2 separate regions of the Homo sapiens genome follow, and region 2 is linked to region 1. A link is a contact called in ENCODE Hi-C or POLR2A ChIA-PET data. All regions are on one chromosome and are shown on one strand. Each heading gives the region's core, a stretch centred on a gene start or an enhancer-like site at or near the end of the contact. The rest is flanking DNA. Distances are from core to core; before and after follow the strand shown.

Region 1 (3,869 bases), core at 1,172-3,671:
AGCCCAGAAAACAGGAAAAAGGCCTTGAAAGCATTTCCGAGAACTCTGTGGCAGCCCTCCCATCACAGACCCAGAGGCCTGGGAGGGAAGAATGGTTTTATGGACTGGGCCCAGGACCTTGCTGCCTGTGCAACATTGGGATATTGTTCCCTGCATCCCAGCTGCTCCAGCTCTAACCATGGCTAAAAGGTCCCCAGATATGTCTCAGGCCACTGCTCCAGAGGGTGCAAGCCATAAGCCTTGGTGGCTTCCACATGGTGTTACGACTGCATGTGTGCAGAGGACAAGAGTTGAGGCTTGGGAGCCTCTGCCTAGATTTCAGAGCATGTATGGAAATGACTGGATTTCTAGGCAGAAACTTGCTGCAGGGGCAGAGCCCTCATGGAAAACCTCTACTAGGGCAACGTGGAAAGGAAATGTGGGGTTGGAGCCCCTGCACACAGTACCCACTGAAGCAATGGCAATGGAGCTGTGAGAAGAGGGCCACCATCCTCCAGAACCCAGAATGGTAGGCCCACCAAAAGCTATACCATGCACCTAGAAAAGCCTCAGGCACTCAATGCCAGCCCATGAAATCAGTCCGGCTTGCATTAGTGTGGCCTAGATGTAAGACATGGAGTCAAAGGAGATTATTTAGAGCTGCAAGATGTAATGACTGCCATGTTGGGTTTCAGACTTTCATGGGGCCTATAGCCCCTTTGTTTTGGTCAGTTTTTCCCTTTTGGAAAGGGAATATTTGCCCAATGCCTATACCCTCATTGTATCTTGGAAATAACTAACTTGTTTTTTATTTTACAGGCTCACAGGCAGAAGGGACTTGCCTTGTCTCAGATGAGACTTTGGACTTTAGATTTTTTAGTTAATGCTGAAATGAGTTAGTATTTTCAGGGGGGCTGTTGGGAAGGCATGACTGTATTTTGAAATGTGAGAAGTACATGAGATTTGGGAGGGACCAGGAGCGGAATGATATGGTTTGGGTCTGTGTCCCCACCCAAATTTCATGTAGAATTGTAATCTCCAGTTTTGGAGGAGGGGCCTGGTGTGAGGTGATTGGATCATGGGGGCAGATTTCCCCCTTGCTGTTCTTGTGATAGTGAATGAGTTTTCATAAGATCTGATTGGTTCAAAGTGTGTAGCACTCCCCTGCCCTTCACTCTCTTCCTCCTGTTCTGGCCATGTAAGACATGCCTCCTTCTCCTTCACCTTCTGCCATGATTGTAAGTTTCCTAAGGCCTCCCCAATCATGCTTCCTGTACAGACTGCAGAACTGTGAGCCAATTAAATCTCTTTTCTTTATAAATTACCCCATCTCAGGTAGTTCTTTATAGTGACGTGAGAACAGACTAACCCACTTGGCCTTGGGGATGCCCTACTCAATTCTCCATGGCTTCTCCCACCCAACAGATGTAATTCACCACTCTGCCCCATCTTGGCCTGTTGGTGCCTAGAATAGACTTCCACCATTTCAGCCAGAGCTCTTTATGTTCCCTGCTCACCTGGGTGGCTCCCTCTCCCACTTTCTGGGCAGAGGGGGGCAGGTACTGAGTCCCATTAACCTTAGCAGCCCCACTACATAGCACATGGCCCCCTCAGCAAGCACCCAGAAAATGGTTTTAAATGGAGAAAATAAAGGAAGGAGCAAAGATGAATAAGAGAATCTACCTACCAGGAACTCCCAGGCTGGTGGAGCAGCCTGAGACAGGCACTGATAAATTCTTACAGCATCCAGCCACCTCCTTACCCCTGTCCCCCCACCCCACCAAACTGTACCCAAACAACACAAAATAAAATCTAAATTCTGGCAAAAAGAAATGTGCTTATTATCTCATCAATGCTATGCCGCGAATGGATCATCTCTATTTGATCACATGAAAACCGAGGCTCAGAGAGGTGGAGTGATTTCTCCAAGGTCACACAGCCCAACATATATTTTTCAAATGTAAACTAATGCTTCAGAGGCCTTAGGAGAGTTCGAGGAGAAAGAAACTGACGGAAAAGGGCAAAAGTGAGAGGAAGGGGCCACATCTCGGGACCCACATTTTCAGAAAGAAAATCCCAAATGTCCCGTATACATGGAACGTGGAATTCTCCCCATTTCTTGGGGTAAGCCTTCTGCTTTGGAGCCTTAAGAGGAGAGAAGGGCTCAGTTGCCATGGTTTTCTGATGGCCGGAGCTGGGAATGCACCCTGCAGCTCACAGTGATATTTGCTTGTTTTAGTTGCATCCCGTGAGTCACACTTGACCCAAGCTTTGTCATTGTTTACTTTACTCCTGAAACTGCAGCAGAGGATGGGGCCATATCCTGCCCTTTGAGATGCTGGGCTTCTTTCGTTCATTCTGCCACTGTCGCCAACAAATATGCCTGGCCTTTACTTACTCATCTACTGACTCATTCATTTGCTCAGTCACCCACTCATTCATTCCCATGTCTGCTCCCTCCGTCATTCACCCACTCCCACTCATGCGGTCCTTCCCGTAGTCACCAAAGTGTTCCCTTGTTTCTTTGTGCATTCACTCATTCACTCACTTATTCATTCTTCTTTGAGGACCTGCTACATGCAGTTGGCCTTCTCTAACAATGCGTTCTGCATGTGCGGATCCAGCCACAGGAAGGTGGAAAGGATTTGAAAAAAATAAATAAATGATAACATACAACAATAAAAAATACAAATAAAAATATAGTATAACAATGATTTGTATAACACATTGTATAGATATTATCAGTTATCCAGAGATGATTTAAAATATACAGGACCAGCAAACTATTACAGTGAACCACACTGTAAAATCGGTGGGGGGAGCCTGGGGCCTGGAGAGACTGTGTGGGGCCCGAGGATATAGAGACAGCCACTGGAGGCCTCCCGCCTGCGGGGTGGGAGAAGAGTCTTCAGCGGTGGGCAGTGAGGATGAGTCCAGCACGGTTAGGAAAGCGAGAGAACGGAGTGAATGAACAGCAGGAGGCCGGGCACGCTGAGGAGAATGAGAAAGTGATGTAGACCAGGGGCCGCCGCCTGAAGAGGGCCACACAGGTCATACAGACAAGGATGCTTGTGTTTCTGGGGACCACATACATCCTGTGAGGAGCCCCAGTGGCCCGGAGGTTGGGGAGCTCAGCTCTCGTCCTCCTTGGAGGCGCGTGCCCCCAAGGAGAAAGCCACTAGGCCAAGTGGGCTGTTCTTTAAAGTCTCTGGGCTCAGTTCCGGAAGACAGACTTGGGGGAGAATGTGACAGAGGGGGTGAGGCAGAGCTTCCAATCATGCTCCCCTACTCCTGCAGGAGCCCCGTGTACTCAGGCCACCCCTTAAAGTCTTGGCCCTGGATTTGTTGCTTTAATTACGGTGACATTTTGCATCTGCACACGAAGCCATCATCACCCAGCAGCAGACGTCGGGGGAGGGAGGGAGGAACTCCACCAAGGGCCAGCTGGCCTGCCCCCGAGATGGCAGGGACGCCCTCAGCTCCAGATCCCGCCTCCCCCACAGCCTCGAAGCACTTGGCCTCCAATTCAGCTTCATTTACTCCACAAACATTACCAAGCACCTTCTCGGGGTCAGTGTGTGCTGAACACTAACAGCACTCCTGCAGGTGCAGCTCAGCGGAACTTCAGCATGGCCCCACAGAGCGGGCTGCACACAGCTGGTCATTTGTGCAGCCGGGATTTGAAGGCGGCGGATGTAGCCTCCTACTCCGGCATCACCTTCCACAGAGCAGCCTCCCAGCCAGCCCTGCCCTCAGGGGCTCATGGCCTGGAGGGAAAGACAGAGCCTGCCCCTCTGGGATGCACCCATCTTTGACAGGCAACAGGAGCCAGGGCCAGAGACACTATTTGTTATTGTTCCCAGGTGTCTATGCCCTTGAGCAACAGTGGG
Region 2 (3,746 bases), core at 999-3,498, 48 kb before region 1:
ACTTCTGTTCTGGACGCGGCCTTTGTCTATGAAGTTGCCTTCATGGTACTTTACATATTTTATTTTATTTTTAATTTCAATTTTTATTTTTTGAGATGGAGTCTCAGAAAATAGTCTCGCACTGTGACCTGGGCTGCAGTACAGCGGCGTGATCTCGGCTCACTGCAACCTCTGCCTCTCAGGTTCAAGAGATTCTCCTGCCTCAGCTCCCAAGTAGCTAGTATTGCAGGCACCCACCACCACACCTGGCTGATTTTTTTGTATTTTTAGTAGAGACGGGGTTTCACTATGTTGGCCAGGCTGGTCTCAAACTCCTGACCTCGTGATCTGCCTGCCTCAGCCTCCCAAAGTGCTGGGATTACAGGCGTGAGACACCATGCCCGGCCTACATATATGAAAATATTATTTGCTGACATTTAAAACCAAGGCCTTTCACATGCATATTCTGCTTTCCAGATTCTCTGGAAGAATCCGAGGCTCTGTGGGTGACAGGCTGCCTTTCCTCACAGGAAGCCGTCAGTGTGAGAAGGAGCTGCCCCTTCAGAAGGCGCTCCCCATCCAGTCCCCTGCTGGCTGCTTCCAGTCCCTCAGACACAGGCCTGCTTTGACACGCATCAGAGGCTTATGAATTCCATTCAGTGGATCACAGCCAGGATTTAAGAAAAAAATGAAATGGAATTAGATTGAACATATCAGGTTGACTATATTGCATGTAGCAAGGCTAAGTATTGCTTTCTGCAACTTTTAATTCAGATATTTCCATGGCCTCAGACATGTGTACTGAGTCGCGGTGTAAATCTATTTCTTACTCTGGGTCCTTAGCCTCTTGGTCTCTATCTCTTTAAAAGGCCTCCCAATCCCAAAGGAAGAAAAAGTGGGAGTGGGCAGGGGTGGTTGCCCACTGTTCTGGAAGACCTTAGAGATGAAGGGCTGCAGTGGCTTTGTCCAATAGCTTCCTGCCTCCATTCTCTGGTCTTATTCCTCTGGGGTTCCAATGAATAAAGGATTGTTTTCAAAAACGGAGGTCTGCTACACTCTGGAAGGGATCTCCACCAGTCTTCTCCGTTAGAGCAGTTTTACCCTGTGTACTCTCTTTAAACTCTTCCAGATGTTAATGGTCATTACTTGAAATAAGCCTTGTGCTCTGGCAAGTTTGGGCAGTGCTGGACTACATGAAATAAATGGGTTTCTTATCTGCAGGATTTCTCAGACACTCCAGGAGTTCTTGACATAGTGTTCTCTAGAAAATACTTTGGGAAATGCATGATTAGAGGTAAAACCTGGAGGTGCTTCAGAATTTGAAAGTTTAATTTAGGCTGGAATCTTGAAAGGAACCTGCAGAAAACTTGACTTTACTCCTTCCCACCTTACCCAGTGAATAATCCCTCATCATTGACGTCATTCACGAAATACACAGGCTATTTAGACATTGATTCTGCCCTCCACAAGCTAACAGTCTACAGTGCGTAAGATGGAGACACACATGACTGTAACACCTTGTCTCCAAGGGAAAGAAAGGTAAAGAGACAGGGTTCAGACACAGGGTTCCTGCCAGCCGAGGGGACTGGGCACTGAGAAGGAGGCAGGTGTCTTTGGGTTAGGCCTTGAAGGCCGTGTGAAATGAACACTCACGCAGAGGGGACGGGGTGGCATGGACACTCCAGGTGAGAAGGAGTGTTCTGGGGAATGTTTGGAAGAAGGTGAGCCTGAGACAAAAATAAAGGAACAGTGCTGGGGCCAACCTGCCTCTCAGAAGCAAACAGTTGGACTAATGCTTCAAGGGCACTGTATGGGTAGGAAACAAAGAAACACAGGAAGGCCAGATGTTGGGGTGCCTCAAATATGGGGCTGGAGGCTTCCACCTTCATGGTGTTGGGCAAAAGTCATGGAGGGATTTGGGGCCAGTGACAAGGGCTTCCTCAGTCTTTGACCACATGTATCCGGGCAGGGGAGTCACTGTCTCATGGCTGGATAAGCTTGTAGCCCTTTCTTCCAGTGAGCCCTATGGCTGCCACCCCGAGTCTTAGCTCTCTGTAACAAACAGCTGGGCAGGAGAACAGTGAGAACCGAGTCCTTGTCTGGTCTTTGAGATTTCCAGGGCGCTCTAGCAGCGGCACCTAGACACAGCCACCAGCCCACCGGGGGCGTTATCTCCAGGGCTGGCCAGCCAGGATGAGTAGAGCCTGTGACCCCTCTCCCCCTCCAGAATGCCTGGCGCTGTCCCTGACTTGGGGACCGTGTGGCTGTGTGTCTGTCCTCCCGTCAGCCACCAGAACAGTGTGGCCTTGGAGAAGCGCTTCATGTCGCCAGGCTGAGCAGATAACTTCCCAGGGCTGACGCGCTCTGCCTTTCAAAGGGGGCTTCTCTGTTGCAGAGCCAAAAAGCACAACACTTTTTCGGTCCAAGAGCAGAGCTCAGAAAAGTAGCTGTTGGGGGAAGTCGCCCAGCCTGAGCTCTGCGTCTTCCTCCGAAGCCTGGGGTGGAGGGAGGGAGGGATGTGCCGAGCCAGGACCAGATGGCTCCAGCTGGATTCGTCTCCCGGAAGAGAGGCCACTGTCATTTCCCCTGATTCCTAGACTCACAGAGCTGGAAGGGTCCTCGAGAGATCACTCCGTCTGTCTCCCTGTCTTGAAACGAGAAAACATCTAAGCCACCAGCTGGCGTGGAGCATCCGTGCAGAGCGTAGTGGGAAGCAGGATGGAGGAGCTCGGGGAGGCGAGAACACAGCGCCTGCTCAGCGGAAGGGCAGGGGGACAGGGCAGGGAGGTGGGAGAGGGCTGCAGGCTGGGGGCTGTTGGCTGAGCCCCCGCTGCAAAGTGCAGAGGGTGCAGGAGCCGGAGCGCAGTGCAGGCTGCATCGGCCTATTTTTAAGAGGACTCCTGTGTGAGGAGCCCACACTGTTGAGAAATCATGGGATTTGAAATCAAGCCAAGTCTCTGAGATGTTTGTACCCCTGAGCCATAGATCCCTTCCAGTGGCCCTTTCTGAAAACCCCAGTGTTGTTTGGGGCGGTTTCATTTTGGTCAGAAGACATTAAAGTGTGAAGATAAAAGCAACGCATTTGGTCCTTTATTGGCAAAATAATTATTTGGCTGAAAAATCTCCTAAGGCCAATAATGACTGTGAAATAATCACTGCACTGCACCTCACCCGGCATCTACCGGGAAATGCAAACAAGGCTCTACATTTGTCTTTCATATTATTTTGTCCATAATTGGGTACTGGCTTAAAAAAAAAAAAGTACATTATTCCAATGAGAAAAACAACAAAAATGGCCAGGTGCGGTGGCTCACGCCTGTAATCCCAGCACTTTGGGAGGCCGAGGCGGGTGGATCATGAAGTCAGGAGATTGAGACCAGCCTGGCCAACATGGTGAACCCCCATCGCTACTTAAAAAAATACAAAGTTAGCCAGGTGTGGTGGCGGATGCCTGTACTTCCAGCTATTCGGGAGGCTGAGGCAGGAGAATTGCTTGAACCCAGGAGGCAGAGGTTGCAGTGAGCTGAGATCATGCCATTGCACTCCAGCCTGGGCAACAAGAGTGAAACTCCATCTCCAAAAAAAAAAAAAAAAGAAAAACAACAAAAAGAACAAAATTTTACCACCAGATGGAAAAAGCAGACGAGGGAGTAGAAGCTTCCAGAGCGGGAACTGAGGCCGCCTGCTCAGAAAGGCCAAGGAGGAGGTTGACCAGACGCTTCTGCTGGAAGCCTCCTGGGTCCTGTGGGTTCTCCTGGGCTGTCTGC

The links. A loop is a pair of places that touch in the nucleus more often than their neighbours do. ChIA-PET counts read pairs that join two places held with the same protein, here RNA polymerase II (POLR2A). Pooled maps may share reads with other maps.
Region 2: a map of heart left ventricle shows a loop between it and region 1 (2.3-fold over the local background). The contact joins two enhancer-like sites. A Hi-C loop is called at or near these places in 5 of 168 maps with a recorded cell type or tissue (HepG2, endothelial cell of hepatic sinusoid, heart left ventricle and 1 more) and 1 of 50 pooled maps. POLR2A ChIA-PET finds 5 or more read pairs at or near these places in 2 of 52 experiments (WTC11 and activated T-cell).

What each region holds. Positions count from the first base shown.
Region 1 is chr2:10,934,808-10,938,676 of GRCh38, reverse strand. No RefSeq gene overlaps it. Among named protein-coding and RNA genes, the nearest start is that of KCNF1, 25 kb to the right of the region's middle. RefSeq lists an enhancer at 1,954-3,153. Within about 2 kb of position 2,421, at least 7 of the 41 ENCODE cell types and tissues checked have a DNase peak (open chromatin) inside an H3K27ac peak, as active enhancers do.
Region 2 is chr2:10,982,278-10,986,023 of GRCh38, reverse strand. No RefSeq gene overlaps it. Among named protein-coding and RNA genes, the nearest start is that of KCNF1, 72 kb to the right of the region's middle. Within about 2 kb of position 2,248, at least 10 of the 41 ENCODE cell types and tissues checked have a DNase peak (open chromatin) inside an H3K27ac peak, as active enhancers do.